Regions from separate parts of the Mus musculus genome. Here all the other regions are linked to region 2. The links are chromatin loops, found by intact Hi-C in ENCODE. Cell type or tissue: gastrocnemius. All regions are shown on one strand.

Region 1 (2,500 bases), 360 kb after region 2:
CTTATTTTAATAGTCCACTAACCAAACAAAGTGGAACAAGGACTTTTCTCTTTGGAAATACCTCCTTCTCTGACAAGACACTCTGAGATGGTGTCCTGGACTGACTAAAAAGGAAAACAAAACAGAAAGGACAAAGCTGGGATTTCTTGCCAGTATCCATCTCTCCAGCTGTGGTTGTAATGCGAGCAGTTGCCTCACACTTGCGATGCCTTGGCTTTTCTGTCACGATAGTATGTACTCTCGTGGCTATGTCACGTGTGTCAAATTAAGTTCTTTAAATTGCTTTTGCATGGCATTTTGTCACTTCAGTGAGAAAAAGTAGTAGTATAGCTTCTATGTCCGGGCGGGGCAGGGCTGGGCCTGAAGTATGCCAAGAAGGTGGGGCAGGCTGCTGGAGTGGATTCAGGATGCTGAGTAAGGGAAGGCTGCAGGACCATGAGGGCCATCAGGGGGACGCAAGTGGGCCGGTTGCTTCTGAAATGTAGCCGCAGCATCCGTGGCAAGCTCCCTGCCACAGTTGTGGCTGCTAGCTGTGGGCTCCTGAGTCCGATTCATTTATCTTCTCTCTGGCTGTCTCCACTGGCTTTGCAAACCGATCTTCTAGAGTGGCATGAATCAATACCTCTCTGACTTCAGACGAGTTATAAGCTTTGGAGTTCTTCCACAGTGAACTTTCACATCTAGCCCAGAACACTCTGACACTCTGTCTTATACCACTTGGTGAGACCTTTGGTGGAAATTCAAGGTCTGGGCTTTTGACAAATTTCTTTTTTCCTTAGTCTGTTCATCGTTGGCACCTGATGGGGGCTATGATATTAGTACGGGAGGTTCCACCCTGCTTGATCATACAAACGCTAGAACATCAGTGTAAATCTCAATTCTCCCAGATCCCACCTTGACAGCCTACGTACATGAGAAAAAAGTACTTTCAAATTACCCCTGAATATACACCATCATAAAGATCCCATACATTCAAATTGCTTTTAAACAACAAACCCATAGCCTGTGAGCAGTGAAGCTATAAAAGTGTGTGAATCATCCTTCCAGAAGTCTCGCCTCCAGGCACGCCTGACACCCTTCCTTGCCGGAAACTCAACCTTCACAAAGACTGGAGGCTGCTGACAGCCTTCTGGGGAATAGATTATCTGATTCCACAGGCAGTTAAGAATAACATACAAATGTCATTTAGACGGACAATTTCTATGTGGATCAAAAGACACACTCAAGTTACTGGCTATGCTAGCCAAACCCTTTACTTCAATAATATCACAGCAAACCCACAAAACCTTTCTGGACTGAATGAGTACCAGTGTGGTGTGTGGGAGCTCTTCAGACATTCCTTCCAGGTTAGTAGATTATTTGCAATTCAGCTCTTTTACTGATGAGCATGTTATGCAACGAGCAGCAGCAGCCCAGGGGGAAAGCTAAAAGCCTGGGCTGCTTAAATTTTTCCACTGGATACTCACAGCCAGCTGGAGAGAGTGAATGAATATGCCTGGCTCTCCTGCCCTACTCCACCAAATGCCAGGGTGTGAGAGGGAGGGACACAGTGGCTAAGTTCACGGGCTCTGGTGGGAGATGCTGTGACGTTGGAGTTCTGTTGCTTTGGGGAGTCTACAGCCTGGGGGGCTTCCATTGCCTCTGTCGGTTTGAATTCTTGTTATCTCCCTGGATGATTTTTGTCTTTTTTTATGGGATGGCTAAAGATTCAGAATTAATACATGCTAGCTCAGTGCTGTTTCTGAACCAATGGGTCTATAGGCATGAGCTATTTTTTTAAAATCAAATTGTAAGTTTCATGTTTATTTTAATGCAGGCAGTGGTGCATTTTACTTTATATGTCTTTAACACAAAAGAATAGGGTTGTTTTTTTCCCAAAATTTCTAATAAAACTGACCCTTCCAGGTAAGGGGTTATGCTTTTGTTTGGCTTTGCCTAAGCTCTGGTACCCTGATGGAAAGCTTTGCCATGCTGAGGAGGAACAACTACGTTTGCCAGGAGATCCTCCCAAAGAACATGTGCTATTCCTTGTCTGGGCAATGGAGTGAAACCCAGTCCCCGCAGTTGGATCACTGTGGCAGGGAGGGATTGCCTAATTCCTTCCTCATTGCTTCTGATCTAGGGAATATTCACAGTAGTCACCCCCCAAGTCCATTGGAAAATATTCAGAGTAATCACCTCCCCCCCCCCAGCTCCATCTCATGTTTCCCTTTCTGCATCTTCAGCTACAAGTAGCCAACCACAGCTTGGTGAGAAGTAAATGATTCCAGAAATAAGTAATTTAACCAACCATAAATAGCCTGTATTGCAGTATATAGTTATAATTTTTAAAATTTTACCATTAATTATTGTGATTAATTTCTTACTTTACCTAATTTGTAAGCCAAATGTCACCACGGTACATATATGTAGGAAAAACCACATATATGTAGGGTTTACTACCATGGTTTCAGGCATGTCCTGTGGGTGGGTCATGTAATGTACCCCTTGGATAACAGCA
Region 2 (2,500 bases):
GAAAACTTATTGAGATCAATTACTGGGGTACTTGGACTGTGGTCATATCTTTGGGAATTGTCTTGATTGCTAATTGAGGTGGGCAGGTGTCTTAGACACTGTCCTATTGCTGTGAAAAGACACCATGACCAAGGCAGTGGCCGTGGTTTTGGCTGTGTGCAGAAGGACCAACATGATGGAAGGCACTGGGTGAAGGGAGGCGGGTGGGGAGGAGATTGGCTGGAGGGGTTGGTACAGCCAAACAGAGGCAAGGTAGGCTCAAATATCACAGGACTTTTGAGACAATGAGGGTCTTGCTCCCAGCCAGGAGACAATGAAGCAGCTGGAATAAAGTATTACACTCTCAATGCTCCTTCACAGCTTTAGTGGTGGTCTGTTACCTGTCACCTCAGACTGGTTCAAGGGTCTTTGAAGTGTGAAACCAGCTTAGCCAGCTTGATTTGTTCTTTCTCCTTTCTTTAACTTGTCTAGGATAGCCGAGTGCAGGGCAGGGGTCAGAAAGGAGTGAAATCAGCCCTGAACTTTGAAATGTTTGTCATGCTGTAGATGAAAAAGGCACAGGGGTGGCTATGCCCCGGGCATCCTGAGAGCCGCCTGCTGCTGCAGCTACTGTTCACATCTCTGCATTCACTTTTGCCTCTTTTGCTGGATTCTTACAGCTGTATGACAAAAGAACCAGTTACTCAAGCCACATTCAACCACTCACAAGGCAAGCGATGTTGCAGGAAGACTTTCAGCTACTGAATTTAGGATAAGGAGTGGTACTCTTAGCGGCAATCAGTGTGCACATTCTTGCTCTTGGCAGACTAACTATGGCCTTTGAACCCTGGATTCTCATTGTAGAATAATTGCTATGTGTCGGGAGACCACGCTCAGGGGAGGCAGAGCTGGCTCCCTACAGTGAGAAAGGCTCTGTTTCCCTTTGCATACATACCCACTTCTAAGAAACAGCCTTCTTCAAAAGGTATGAGTGGTTCTTTTGATTACCAGTAGATGGCGCCCAACACCCCCGTGGGAACTAAGGTCGTGGCTTCCTGTGTCTCTCCACTCCCCCGCCCCCGCGGCCTCGCCCCCATTCAGCCCCATCTTCTCCTTCTTGGGAGGGGCCTGTCCTTTCAGGTCCCAGGCAGAAAGTCACATAAAACAATTTGTGTCAGTCAGCAGATTCCTTGAAGATCGAACTGAATGATGAATGCAGGGTTGGAGGGCTCTTTTGACCTCTTTTTCTCTCTCTTTGTTTCCTGTGAATGCCTCATGGGCTGCCTACTGGCTTTGCACAGAGGACTCCTGGACTCCTTTGTGACTTTAGACCTTTCCCAAATGTTTCCCGACTGCTTCTCCTCCAGGTTCTTTCTAGCCAAGGAAAGACATTCAGAGAACACACCCTCAGCCATGCATACTCTCTACAAGCGCTCTCTCCCCCAGCTCCAAGCCCGAAGAACTCCTGGCCTTTCGGACAGAAACCTACTTTTTGTCTGTGGCCTCTACTGAGGATCTGTCTGCTCTGATTTTCAAGTAAAGAAAGCTTTGCCCAGCAGGGAAATGGGTCTTGACTTCAGACCCGATTTTCCCAAGGGCCAAGCAAGTCTCTTGGAAAGGCCAGTATCACCATGCCTTTTCTCTTTCTGACCACAGATGGACTGTCATAATATTTTTAACTTTGCTGGCTCTTTACTTCCCACTTTTGTTTTGCAGGTATCCTGTGCTGGTCCCAATGGGACACTCTGACCTATTGACTCAGTATTCAGTATCAGGACTGTAGTTGGTATTTAAAAAATAGGGCAGATGTTCCAAAAATGTGTTAGCCATGGCATAAGAAAGTATCTTTAAGACTTAGAGACAGATTAGCCAGTAAAGTGCTTGTCTTATAAGCACAAGGAACTATATTTTACCCCCAGAACTCATGGGAAAAGAAGCAGGGCTTGGTGGCTCTTGCTTCTAATACCAGCATTGGGGTGGCAGAAAAAGGTTCTGTCTCACTGGGGTTCATTGTCTAACTAGTCTAACCTACTTGGCAAGTTCCAGTGAACTACCCTGTCTCAAAACAAAACAAAACAAAACAAAACAAAACACAACAAAACCCCCAAACAACTAAACAACCAAAAAATCCCCAAAACAAACAAGGGGAGAGAGTATCTGAGAAATGATACCCGAGGTTGCACATGTAAATGCACATGCACACGCAATGCACACATGTGTGCCTGTGTACAAATAAACACACATCACAGCCATACATAAGAAAGTGACATTTCCTTCCACCCATCCCCCATCCTCTATGCCAGACAATAGGACTTCTCTTAGTATATACACAGAAACATGCAAAAATGGACTTTGTCCTCCAGGAGCCTCTGGCCAAAGGTGGAGTAGGGGGGTAAGAAAACAGACACAGAAATTCCCAGGTGAGACACACTGTAGATCTATGAAGCCTGGAGCTAAAAGGTGACATAAGAGTGGCCTGCTCCTTGTCATTCAGCAACCATATTGGGCTTTCCTGATCCCT
Region 3 (2,500 bases), 500 kb after region 2:
TCAGGTAAAGTTGAATGACATTGGTGGAGAGACATCAGAAAATGAGGCTCTGATGATTAAGGGGAACAGATGCAGCCAGCAAAACAGTGGAAGAGCAACAGGTAAAGGTTCTAGTTGGAAAGAAATGCAAGGGGATTGATTGCAAATCTGAAAAGTGTGTAGGTTATAACAAATGCAGGTTGGCTTGCTGTAGGATCAGGGTAGGTGTGTTTCCTGTGAGGCTCTGTTTTAGAGGGTCTTGCGAGGTTATAAATTTCTTCTTTACTCTCTCATTCAGAGCTACCTTCTTTGTGGGATACCAAGAAAAGGTTGTGGGTGGAGCAGGATGGAAGTGGGGGTTGGGTGGAGGGGATAACTTCAGCTGCTATAGATCTCAAATGATCAGGACCAACTCTCCTTCCCTGGCACGTAATGACAGGTTTCCCTTCTGTTTGTCAGGAATCATGGGTGTTTCAACCTACCTCATTTTTAAGATCTACTGTTGGTTCTGGCTCCTAAGAAGCTACCCTATAAAGAAGAAAGTAGGGGGGATGGGGAGAGGGAAGGAAGGCCCCAGGAGTGAGGGCAGGAAACACATCCTGGCTTGAAATGTAAAAGACACAAGTTCTGTTTGCAACTCTAGAACTGACAGAGATCTTTTTTGTTGCTGCTTTAATAGGGGTCCCAAGTAGGCCAGGCTGGCCTCAGACTCTTACTACATAGTGTGAATATTCTGCCCCCAACAACCAAGTGCTGGTATTAGTATCCCAACTACACCAGGTATTAAATATTTTGAACAAATTTAAACTTTACTATGATTTGTCTTTCTGTTTTTAAATAATGTGAGGAGTGTCTGCCTGCCTTCCTTTCTTATTATATCTTATTTATTTACTTATTTATTTATTTATTTATTTATTTATATGTAAATGGGTGTGCAAGCTTGTTGTCTAACCCCTTAGGAGGCCAGAAGGGGGAGTCAGCGTCCCTGAAATAGGAGTTACAGGCACTCTGAGCTTGTGTGCAACTCCTGGGAATTGAACCCATGTCCTCTGAGAAAGCAGCCAGTGTTTTTAAGCACAGAACTTTCTGCTCCAGCCCCTGCTTTGGAATTTGATTTTTGTCTTTACATTTGATCTTAACCCAAAGGGCTAGAAGAAGTGCTTTCTTGTCTGCTAGTGGCTTTGGGGATAAAATGAGGTAACACACTGCGATAAAACAGATAGGTGAAGGTCCGTCTGAGTCAGTTCCTGATTATGTAGTCAATAATGGCTCTCACAATCGCATCATGCCCTAGGTGTTTGCGCTGAAGTGTTGGTTGGAGCAGTCTGTGTCTCAGTATCCATTACACTGACCTCTACTGACCTTTGGCAGAGCTCCTGGGACACCCTCTGTTTGGTCTGTGCTCCCCTGCCTTGCTCAGCCCTCAACATCCCTCTTGCCTGACTGTAGCTATCTGTGTAACTTTCTGTCCTTCCACCGACTTGCTCTAATGAGAAGTCCTCTTCCTCCTGTGCTTTTCCCAGTGCTTCCCTCATGCTGAAGTCTTCCCTGAGGTCTTCAGTACAGTCAGGGCTAAATCCATGTTCCCAATCTTCTACTACCCCTATCCTTCAACCTCAATGACACTTTAGTCCTTCTCTTGTTCCTCTCTACAGCAATCCTGGCTGGCCTGAAATCATGTAGTCTTTGGGGTCAGTGCAGGCACATTCTCAGCTCCCTGTTCCCATTAATCAGCCAGGAAAACCTCCCTAAGAATGATTGTGGAGATCTCTTTCTCTCAGAAACTTGTTTTTCTCCTGCAGAGAATCCCCATGTGGTGCTGCTGTATCTGTTGTGTTTTATATGGTTAGAAGAGCTTGGCATGGTGGGCGGGGCTCCTTGGTGGGCCCATGCTGAGGCATCCCTTCCCCCGAGGTACCAGCCATACAAGGGGCATAGTGTAGAATACAGTTTACTTAAGACATGGAAAAGGGGGTTGAGAAGGGGGGGGGAGGAGGAGGAGGCCAGCCAGAAGTGATTGGAGAAAGAGGGAAAGTGGAAAAGGGAGAGAGGGAGAAAGGGGTCAGGGAGAGAAGAGAGTCAGAGAGAGAGAGAGAGAGAGAGAGAGAGAGAGAGAGAGAGAGAGAGAAGAGAAGAGAAGAGAAGAGAAGAGAAGAGAAGAGAAGAGAAGAGAAGAGAAGAGAAGAGAAGAGAAGAGAAGAGAAGAGAAGAGAAGAGAAGAGAAGAGAAGAGAAGAGAAGAGAAGAGAAGAGAAGAGAAGAGAAGAGAAGAGAAGAGAAGAGAAGAGAAGAGAAGAGAAGAGAAGAGAAGAGAAGAGAAGAGAAGAGAAGAGAAGAGAAGAGAAGAGAAGAGAAGAGAAGAGAAGAGAAGAGAAGAGAAGAGAAGAGAAGAGAAGAGAAGAGAAGAGAAGAGAAGAGAAGAGAAGAGAAGAGAAGAGAAGAGAAGAGAAGAGAAGAGAAGAGAAGAGAAGAGAAGAGAAGAGAAGAGAAGAGAAGAGAAGAGAAGAGAAGAGAAGAGAAGA

The links. Hi-C counts contacts between places; a loop is a spot of excess contacts. Peaks named below come from ENCODE experiments on the same cell type or tissue, not always from the same donor. Only the 100,000 strongest peaks of a DNase experiment are listed, where the experiment ranks them.
Region 1: it touches region 2 in a loop (3-fold over the local background); 2 of 42 quality-filtered maps call a loop at or near these places.
Region 3: a loop joins it to region 2, with 2.4 times the contacts of the local background. A loop is called at or near these places in 7 of 42 quality-filtered maps.

Annotation. Positions count from the first base shown.
Region 1 is chr12:16,150,214-16,152,713 of GRCm38, reverse strand. No RefSeq gene overlaps it. Among named protein-coding and RNA genes, the nearest start is that of Gm48606, 81 kb to the left of the region's middle. In gastrocnemius, no CTCF peak of the experiment used is centred here; DNase peaks (open chromatin) are centred at 429 and 1,494; H3K4me3 peaks cover 1,562 bases; H3K27ac peaks cover 2,173 bases.
Region 2 is chr12:16,508,067-16,510,566 of GRCm38, reverse strand. No RefSeq gene overlaps it. Among named protein-coding and RNA genes, the nearest start is that of Lpin1, 80 kb to the left of the region's middle. In gastrocnemius, a CTCF peak has its summit at 999 (motif pointing right); a DNase peak (open chromatin) is centred at 1,036; H3K4me3 peaks cover 360 bases; H3K27ac peaks cover 1,016 bases.
Region 3 is chr12:16,012,907-16,015,406 of GRCm38, reverse strand. It overlaps Gm36235 (a long non-coding RNA gene), which reads left to right. Exons shown (of 8, transcript XR_872507.1): 1 at 1-4. Among named protein-coding and RNA genes, the nearest start is that of Gm36235, 1.4 kb to the left of the region's middle. In gastrocnemius, a CTCF peak has its summit at 944 (motif pointing right); no DNase peak of the experiment used is centred here; H3K27ac peaks cover 1,361 bases.